Regions from separate parts of the Homo sapiens genome. Here region 1 is linked to region 2. A link is an interaction called in ENCODE POLR2A ChIA-PET data of the cell type or tissue named here. Cell type or tissue: GM12878. All regions are shown on one strand. Each heading gives the region's core, and the rest is flanking DNA. Links, peaks and the distances in the headings are about the cores only.

The links. ChIA-PET counts read pairs that join two places held together with the same protein. Peaks named below come from ENCODE experiments on the same cell type or tissue, not always from the same donor. Only the 100,000 strongest peaks of a DNase experiment are listed, where the experiment ranks them.
Region 1: POLR2A ChIA-PET joins it to region 2 with 6 read pairs; 3 of 35 experiments call an interaction of 5 or more read pairs at or near these places.

Annotation. Positions count from the first base shown.
Region 1 is chr3:4,785,183-4,789,571 of GRCh38, reverse strand. It overlaps ITPR1 (inositol 1,4,5-trisphosphate receptor type 1), which reads right to left. Exons shown (of 62, transcript NM_001378452.1): 52 at 1,433-1,625. Among named protein-coding and RNA genes, the nearest start is that of EGOT, 36 kb to the right of the region's middle. In GM12878, for the core only: no CTCF peak of the experiment used is centred there; no DNase peak of the experiment used is centred there.
Region 2 is chr3:5,006,376-5,010,764 of GRCh38, reverse strand. No RefSeq gene overlaps it. Among named protein-coding and RNA genes, the nearest start is that of BHLHE40-AS1, 29 kb to the right of the region's middle. RefSeq lists enhancers at 3,040-3,169, 3,690-3,959. In GM12878, for the core only: a CTCF peak has its summit at 3,648; a DNase peak (open chromatin) is centred at 3,854; H3K4me3 peaks cover 1,301 bases; H3K27ac peaks cover 2,632 bases.

The DNA.
Region 1 (4,389 bases), core at 140-4,139, 220 kb after region 2:
GGAATGATGGAATATCCCAGTGAAGGACAAAAGCAACAGATAAGTTTTCTCCTATGTAACATAATAGCTAGAAAAATGAGGATGAAATGGGTGGGGTCTATGTCTCCCTTTTGGAGTACAGGGTATCTTTTTCCCTCTTATTGCCCAAGCATGGTGCTCTGCAAAAGTTTCCATGTTCATGAGGATCCTGGAGCTGCAAGAGTCTTTGAGGAATCTACAGTAGGCTATGAGGACACTCTGATACCAGGTAGAATTGCACCTGTGTCTCCTGAGGTCCATACCGTGGAGGCCACAGAGGCTGGTCTGCTAATGGTCCCCTGGCCCCTCGGTCAGACACTAGACATGGAGCTGGCTGAGGGATGGATTTGGCCTGGCCAGACTTTTTGTAATGTTTGAAGGTGCTGCACAGGGAGGTGCCCCTTAGAGACGAGCAAGAGTACAGCGGGGCTGGAAGTGAGGTGGGAATGGGACCTTTGGGCGAACCTTCTTGCACCACCTTATCTGCCATTAGCCTGATCTAGGGATGCAGGCAGGTAGGGAGAAAAGGGAAGAAAAAACAGACAGCACTGGTCCGTGCCTGCTCAGATTGGCAGCATCACGGAGAAGACGAAAGCTCTGGGAAACTGACCTCCAACACGGCTGTTCTCCACCCCAGGTCTACCCCTCAGAAAGAGCTCAACACGTCACAACTATAGCTGGAATCCAGTGTTTCAAATAAAAAAGTCTGGCTCCTGATGAACAGATAGAAATCAAGCACGATCCTTTTTAAGTTGGTCTCAACAGCCAGTGCCAAGCACAAGGCTGGTACTGAAGGATCACATTAAAACCCCAGTGAAAACCAGGAACACAGAAGCCCCCTGGGGAAGCCCTACGAATGTGTTTCAGACAAGTAATTTCCACCTGACTGGCTGGGATACTCAATGGGACTCGCTGGTGAGCAATGATGCACCTTATGTGGCAAATGATTCCATTGCCTGTAAAACGATTTAGTCTAAAATCCAAGCTACCCCATAAAAGGGAAAATACCAGAGTCTCTGGAGCAGGTGTGCTAGTAAATGAGCCAGCAAGCAGTGTGAATTTCCTGCTCAAGTGAACCACCCTGTGAGCTCAAGGGCCTGGGCTTTTCCCTTTTCTTTTTATTTTCTAGATAGAGATATCAAAAGAGGCATTCAAAAAGTCTTCCATGGAGCTTTCCAATCAAATCAAGTCAAATTCTGATGAAGGAAGCCTTTTCAGGGGAGTTATCATACTTTGGCTTGAGCCCACTGATCAGCTGCAAAACTGGTTATGACTTCCTGGTGGTCAGAGGTGCAAAGTATCATAAATGATACTAGCTTTGCTCCTGCTTGGAAATGAACGCACCATCAAGCCCAAGTTTGTGAAATCCCAGAACTGTGTCTCTCTGTGTTGTTGCTGATGCGTTGGAACCCACCTCTCAGTTTCTTCTGCCAATTCATTTCATTGAAGAGGTCTTCAGACCGCAGAAAGAAATCATTGATTTTGCTGCCTTGTTCGTCTCTCTCTGTAGTATAGTAAATTCGTAGTTTTGACTCCTTGGTTAGGAATTCACATATGCTGGGCACGGGAAAGACTATCTGTTCCATTGTTCGGTCTAATCTGACAATCTAGGATGAAAAAGTGGATGAGATTAAATATTCATCTTTGAAACCTTTTACTAAGACTATTTGCTACTGGTGGTAGACTCGGTGGTCAAGATTGAGTATAATATGATCTCTGATTTTATAACCCCAAACTGGGCTGTGTGTCTCAGATTTATATAAAAAATAGCTTGGGTAACTCTGGAAGAGTATTTTCCTAACTTCAGATCCATTAACTTTATTTATTTATTTTTAATTTTTATTTTTTTGAGACAGAGTCAGGAGTCTTGCTCTGTCACCCAGGACAGAGTGCAGTGGTGCGATCTTGGCTCACTGCAACCTCTGCCTCCTGGGTTTAAGTGATTCTCCTGCCTCAGCCTCCAGAGTAGCTGGGATTACAGGCACGCACCTTCACGCCTGGCTTTTTTTTTTTTTTCCTCCAGTATTGACAGGGTTTTACTATGTTGGCCAGGCTGGTCTCAAACTCCTGAGCCCAGGTGGTCTGCCCACCTCAGCCTCCCAAAATGCTGGGATTACAGGCGTGAGCCACTGTGCCTGACCTAATTTTAATTTTTTTATATAATCCAAGACAATGATGAACCCATGAATTCTTTTTTTTTTTTTTTTTTTTTTTTTGAGATGGAGTCTCGTTTTGTTGTCCAGGCTGGAGTATGGTGGTGCGATCTCAGCTCACTGCAACCTCCACCTCCCTGTGAACCCATTAATTTCTAAGGTGACCAACTTTTATCTGGATCAATTCACTCTGTGTTTTGTGTGCATATTCACATGAGGCTGGTGCTATCCCTAGAACTTTCTGTAATGATGGAATGGTTCTGTGTCTGTCCTATCCACGAGGACAGCCGCTAGTCACGTGTGGCCCCAATCACTAACACCTGTGGCTAGTGCAACTGAGAGGCAGAATATTTAATTTTATTTAATTGTATTTAAATAGCCATACATAGCTAGTGACTATCATGTTGGAGAGTACACTGCTAGGCAGTGGTATAAATCTCACTTAAGGCACTTTCTCAGATAGTAACATTGGGTTATTTTTCCTAGATGGGAACTTTAAAAAGAGATCTTTGGTTATATCCAGTTGCAGTGACCTCCTACCTTGTCAAAGGATCTAAAACATACAATACATGAACCAACATGCCTATTTAACTCTGGGGCAGCACTCACTGTTCTTTATGCTGGGTATGTTTGGGCCCCAGGGGTGGACACCTTGCAAGTTTCCTCCATGCACTTCCTAGACTGGCTCAGTCCCCAGAGAGGAGGTACTCTGGCTGGATTGTTCAAATTCTAGCGCACTTGATTGTGTCATAGTCCTGGGAGGTAGTGATTTCGAAAGGGCTATGGGTTACAGTATAGTAGAGGCACAAGTCTCTCTTCTTCCTCCTCAGAGGTTGGAGAAGTCAGGTGAGGCCCAGGATGCAACGTGCTCTACAAGAAGAGCTGGTTCTAGCTCTCCCAAAACCTTTGTTCCCTGATACAGCAAGAGAGGTGACTCAGGTCAAGCTGTAGTGGGAAACTCTCTTAGAGGTGAGACAGGTTCCCACAGCCCTGCCTCCATAAGTTCTGGGGGGTGTGGTCTTTAGACCAGTGGTTCCCAAATCCATGTGGAGATCAGGTTAGTTACCATACTGATTCTTGTCCATAACTCAACCCCATTTAACTGGAATTGTGGTGTGGGGTCAGTGACCAGAACCTGCACACAAGCAGTTCCCCCATGATCTTGGTGTATGCAAGGGTCAGGGATCACCTCTGCCGTCTCCTGCTATCAAGAGCCTGCCTGCTTCATATAGTCAAGTGGACTATGGACAAGTGCTTCTTCCCACTGAAGGAAGATGATCTGAGGTGTGCATCTGGGTCCAGGAGGGAAAGGAGGAGTAGACAAGGAGGCCTCCTGGCAAGAACTGAGTTCTAGACTCCAGGGCTACCCAGCCTAGTTCACCAGAGTGAAGACATTGGGTCTGCATGGAAAGCCCTTGGTAGTAACAAAGTGTCCCTGGCTTTGCATCGATCACTCCCTAGGGAAACCTGAAGAGCTGGGTGGCTGGCCAAGGGCAGGATTTGAGAGCTAGGTCATGCCTGGTCACTTCTCTTTACCATTTAAGATCTATTTGTAACTCTTCCTCAGTAGTTTTAGAATCTGGAGTCAGGAGAACATATTTCAGTCCTTCTAACATCCCTAAAAAGCTAGGTGACCTTGTTCACACCTCTTAAACCTGATCAAGTTTCAGTCTTCTCCCCAGTGAGTCAAGGAGCTCAATGAGATAATCTCCAAGGTCCTTTTCTCCTCTGAAATTCTGTATCACAGACATCTAAAGCTCGCCTTTTAAGGGCTCTAGAGGACAGAGCTGGCCCTTCAGTCAAGCTCCTAGGCATTAATGATAAATCAGATATTTGCTCACATACACTGGCATGGTTGGCTAATCAGTGAAATGATGTGTTTTATTAGGATAGCCCAGAGACCTGAGACATCAGGTCAGAACACATTCTTGAAAAGTCTCCATCATGAACATTTCATATTGCCCAAAGGAGTCTGTCCATTCTTTAAAATCTTTGTTTCAACACTGATATTGAACTTGTGCATTTCCTCATTAGCAAAACACATCATTCCTTACTGCTCAAAGCCTGTAGAGAGAAGTCTGTGTTCTCTTGGATTCTGAAAGACAGTGCAGGTACAAACGGACCCACAGGCTCAGGGACCAGACAGATCAGGATGAAAATTCCAGCTCTGCCACTGGTGGCTGGAAAAGTGACACAGTCTCTCTGAGCCTTATTTCAC
Region 2 (4,389 bases), core at 179-4,178:
TGGGTGATTGGATTATATGTAATTTTTTTAAATTAAAAACATTTTTTTGCCAGACACAGTTGCTCATGCCTGTAATCCCAGCACTTTGGGAGGCCGAGGCGAAGTGGATCACTTGAGGTCAAGAGTCCGAGACCAGCCTGGCCAATACAGTAAAACCCCGTCTCTACTGAAAATACAAAAAATTACCTGGGTATGGTGGTGGGCAACTGTAATCCCAGCGACTTGGGAGGCTGAGGCAGGAGAATCACTTTAACCTGGGAGGCAGAGGTTGCAGTGAGCTGAGATCGCACCACTGCACTCCAGCCTGGGCAACAGAGTGAGATTCTGTCTCAAAAAAACCCAAAAAACAAAACAAACAAAAACATTTGTTTCCCTATAATGAATAGGATTGCTTGTGTTTTAAAAGGGAGTAACCCAATCACAGCACTTGCAGATAACATTATATGTTGCCTGGAATCTGATTTAAACTATTCCACGGGGTGGGGGGTGGTGCAGAAATAAAGCCAAATTATCCGTGAATTCATAACCCTTGAGGCTGAGTATTGGATATGACGTTCATCATCCTATTCTCCTGTAGTGAACGTGTTTGAGAAGTTCCACGATATTAAAAAAATTTAAATTTAAAATTTAATAAGTCTAAATTCAAGATAAATGAACTAGCCTGGGAATGCCCTGTCATGAGGGTGGCAGTCCTTCGCCCCACCCCACAGCTGAAAGCATTTTAAGGTCGGCTTCGAGAAGGTATTCATTAAGGCCTCCTGGTTCTGCTCTCCCTGGACCACAGTGGCTCTCTTTGCGTCCAAGAGAACAATCTTCCCCCAGATTGCTGGCCAAGTCGCGACTGCGTGTTAGGGATCCCACAGCCAAGTTGTGGTTTTATGACAGAGTTTGGAACCATATGTGGTTCACGTTCACTCAGTCCGGAGACTTGGGGAATCTCTTATAAATGTTCTCAGCAAAGGCACAGTGGCTGCCCACATCCTGGGACACCCAGAAAACTGGGGAAGATGAGACCTCTGGCTTCCACAAGACAGCCAAGCGCCTGGGAGTGGCCCCTCTGCACTGGCCTCCCTCAGGCCCAGCACACGCTGCTCCTGCCTGTCCCCAGAGTCCCTGGGGAGTTTGACTTCTCTTCCCAGACCCCTCTGAAACAAGGAGACCTTGCCATGTACAGCCTTCCCTGTCCTCAGACGAGTGGAATCACCTGACCACTGTCCTGTATTAGACTGAACTATAGTCATTCATTGAGTCAATAATTATTTATTCAATTATTATTTATTGAGCACCAGCTATATGTACAGCCTTCCCTGTCCTCAAATAAGTAGAATAACCTGTCTAATGGCCTGTATTATATTGAGCTATAGTCATTCATTTATTCAATAATAATTTATTGAGCACCAACTATATGCACTAGGATTCTAGCATATAGCAGACAGATGGCCTATATAACATGTACACCATATAAAAGACACAGTCCCCATATTCCAGGAGCTTCTAATTTCCTAGAGGAGAAAGGCAATAATCAATAATTAATACTATTAATCATTTCATTATAATTCTGACAAATGCTTTAGAGAAGTACAGGCACTATGGGGGCATCAGGAATGTGATCTGATTGGGTGAGAAGGAAGGGAGTGGAGAGCCTTCAAAGAAGGCTTCTTGAGCCTTGGCAACACAGTGAGACCCCAACTCTACCAAAAAAAAAAAGCCAGGCATGGTGCCCTGTTTCTATCGTCCTAGCTACTTGAGAGGCTGAGATAGGAGGATCTCTTGGGCAAAGGTTGAGGATGCAGTGATCTGTGACCGCGCCACTGCACTCTAGCCTGGGCAACAATGTGACACTCTGTCTCAAAACAAAACAAAATCAACAAAGGCCTCTTGGAGAGAATAATATCTAAATTGAGATCTGAACATTTGAGGCATTAGCCAGCCAATCGGAGAAAAGGGGGTTATTCCAGAGAGAGGAAACAGCATATGCAAAGATCAGATGGACCATGGCTCCTTCAAGGAAGTGAAGCTATACCGTGTGTACTGTGTGGTATGAGGAGTATGAGAGGGAAGGAGATGCTAGAGATGGCAGAGAAGGAGCTGGGGGCAGTTCGCAAAGGAGCTTGAAGGCCAAGTTAAGGATGATGGAGTGCTCACGAGGTAATAGGTGTGTGTGCAGGGGCGAGTAACTTATACCTAAAATGAGTGCTTTTGTTGGTGGGAGCTGACTGGGTCAGAACAAGGTAATGTGAATGCTGCAGGGGCTAGGCCAGCCCACACAGCACATTTGTAAGAATTAGGAAAAGGTGCCCCTCTGGGAAGATGCAGCCCCATAGGCCCATGCTTAGGAAAGGGACCTGACCTGAATTTCACCCCCTCTATGCCCGAGCCAGCACCCTCGTGCAGTGAACAACCTACACAACTGTATACAATGGCCACAGATGCCAGGGAACAGTCAGAAGGGTGTAGCGACATTTGTTGACAAATCTGTCTCCTCCATCTTAAGCACCTTGAGTTCTGAGTTCTGGAGCTGCATATCCATGTTTGTAACCTCAGTACACATAGGAGATGCTCCTAATATTTGTCGAATGGATTGTTCTTTGGCTACTTGTTTTTTCTTCAGACTTTCTGTCTTCTTGTCCTTCTAAATTCATAACGGCTTCCTCTTAATGCACTCCTGCTAGCGTTAGAAAGCACTGTGTTGGCTAGCTTGCCTTTTTTTTTTTTTAGACAGGGTCTCGCTCTGTCACCCAGGCTTGAAGTGCAGTGGTGCGATCTCTGCTCACTGCAGCCTCCGCCTCCCAGGTTCAAGTGATTCTTGTGCCTCAGCCTCCTGAGTAGCTGGGACCACAGGCATACACCACCAAGCCCAGCTAACTTTTATATTTTTAGTAGAGATGGTGTTTTGCCATGTTGCCCAGGCTGGTCTTGAACTCCTGGCCTCAAGCAATCCACCCACCTTGGCTTCACAAAATGCTGGGATTACAGGCGTGAGCTACCACGTCTGGCCCACTTTGACTTTTTAATCCTAACATCTTACCCTCTGTCCATTCAACAGAAACTTGGCTATGGCCACACAGCTAGGAAGGCGGGCAGGCAGTGCTGGGCAGGAAACTGTCAAGCCCTGGGGTTGTGGTCCAGGCTGGATCCCCTACCTTCTGGTAGGGATTCTTGTGGCTTAATCTCTGTACTTTGGATCCTAGAATGTCAGAGCCGAAAGGAACCTTTTGGGGCCCCATTTTACAAATGGGGCAACTGAGGCACAGAGAAGGGCTGGAAATTACTAGAAGCCACTGAGTAAGAGCCAGAGCAGAACTGGAAACTAGGTCCCTTGACATGTTTAGAAGAAGTAGCTAGCTAGATATCAGGAGTGGAAATTAGAAGAGAAAGACCAAGGAGGAGAAATGGCTCTCTGAGGAGGGTGTCTGACTGTGATGGCTGTTAGTGGGGCTACGAGGGATTAGAGAAGACTTGAGGAGGAGTCCCTTAGATCACTGGTTCAAAAGGGAAGAGAGGGTTAAGAAAACAGGACTTTGCCAAGGAGTGGACAGCCCTCTAAACTGGAATCCATTTGGATCCAGCCTGGCCATAGATCTCCAGATGCTAAACAGAATTTCTTGTTCTGGGCCTGGTCAGTTTGGAAGTCCTTGGTCAGTAGCATTTGGCTGGCAGCGAGCCGCCAGATGGCCTGCTCTGTGAGCACTTGCTGAAATCAGAGGCAAGGCTTGGTTCCCCTTCCCGGGAGCCTGCACTCCAGGTACCTCTGTGAGGCCCCACTCCAGTTCTCTGTCAGCATCTGCTCGGGGCTTTCCTCTTTCTAGGTCTTCTTCACAGCTCCTCCTATGTCACATTGCCTCGGGTCCCACCAGCACTGCCCTAAGCTGGAAAATCCCTCCGAGCCCAAGCAGCCCGTGACCATAGAGGCAGGAAACTATGACACTAGAGGCACACAGGGTGTGAGGTTTATTCTTGGTATGTGGTTGGGAAAGGCGGGGTTGAATGGCGGTGGGGTGGGATGGGATCCTCAAGAGAGATAGAGAAATCCAAAAAGAAGGAACCCCTTTGAGAATATCAGAGTAGTTTTCTTTTCTTTTGTTTTCTTTTCTTTTCCTTTTTTTTTTTTTTGAGACAGGGTCTCACTCTGTCACCCAGGCTGGAGTGCAGTGACATGATCTTGGTTCACTGCAATCTCTGCTATCCGGGGTCAAGCGATTCTCCTGCCTCAGCCTCCTGAGTAGCTGGAACTACAGGTGCACACCACTGCACCCGGCTAATTTTTGTATTTTTTGTGGAGTCGGGGTTTCACCATGTCGCCAAGGCTGGTCTCGAACTCCTGGCCTCAAGTAATCTGCCCACCTCAGCCTCCCAAGTTGCTGGGATTACAGGCATGAGCCACTGCAC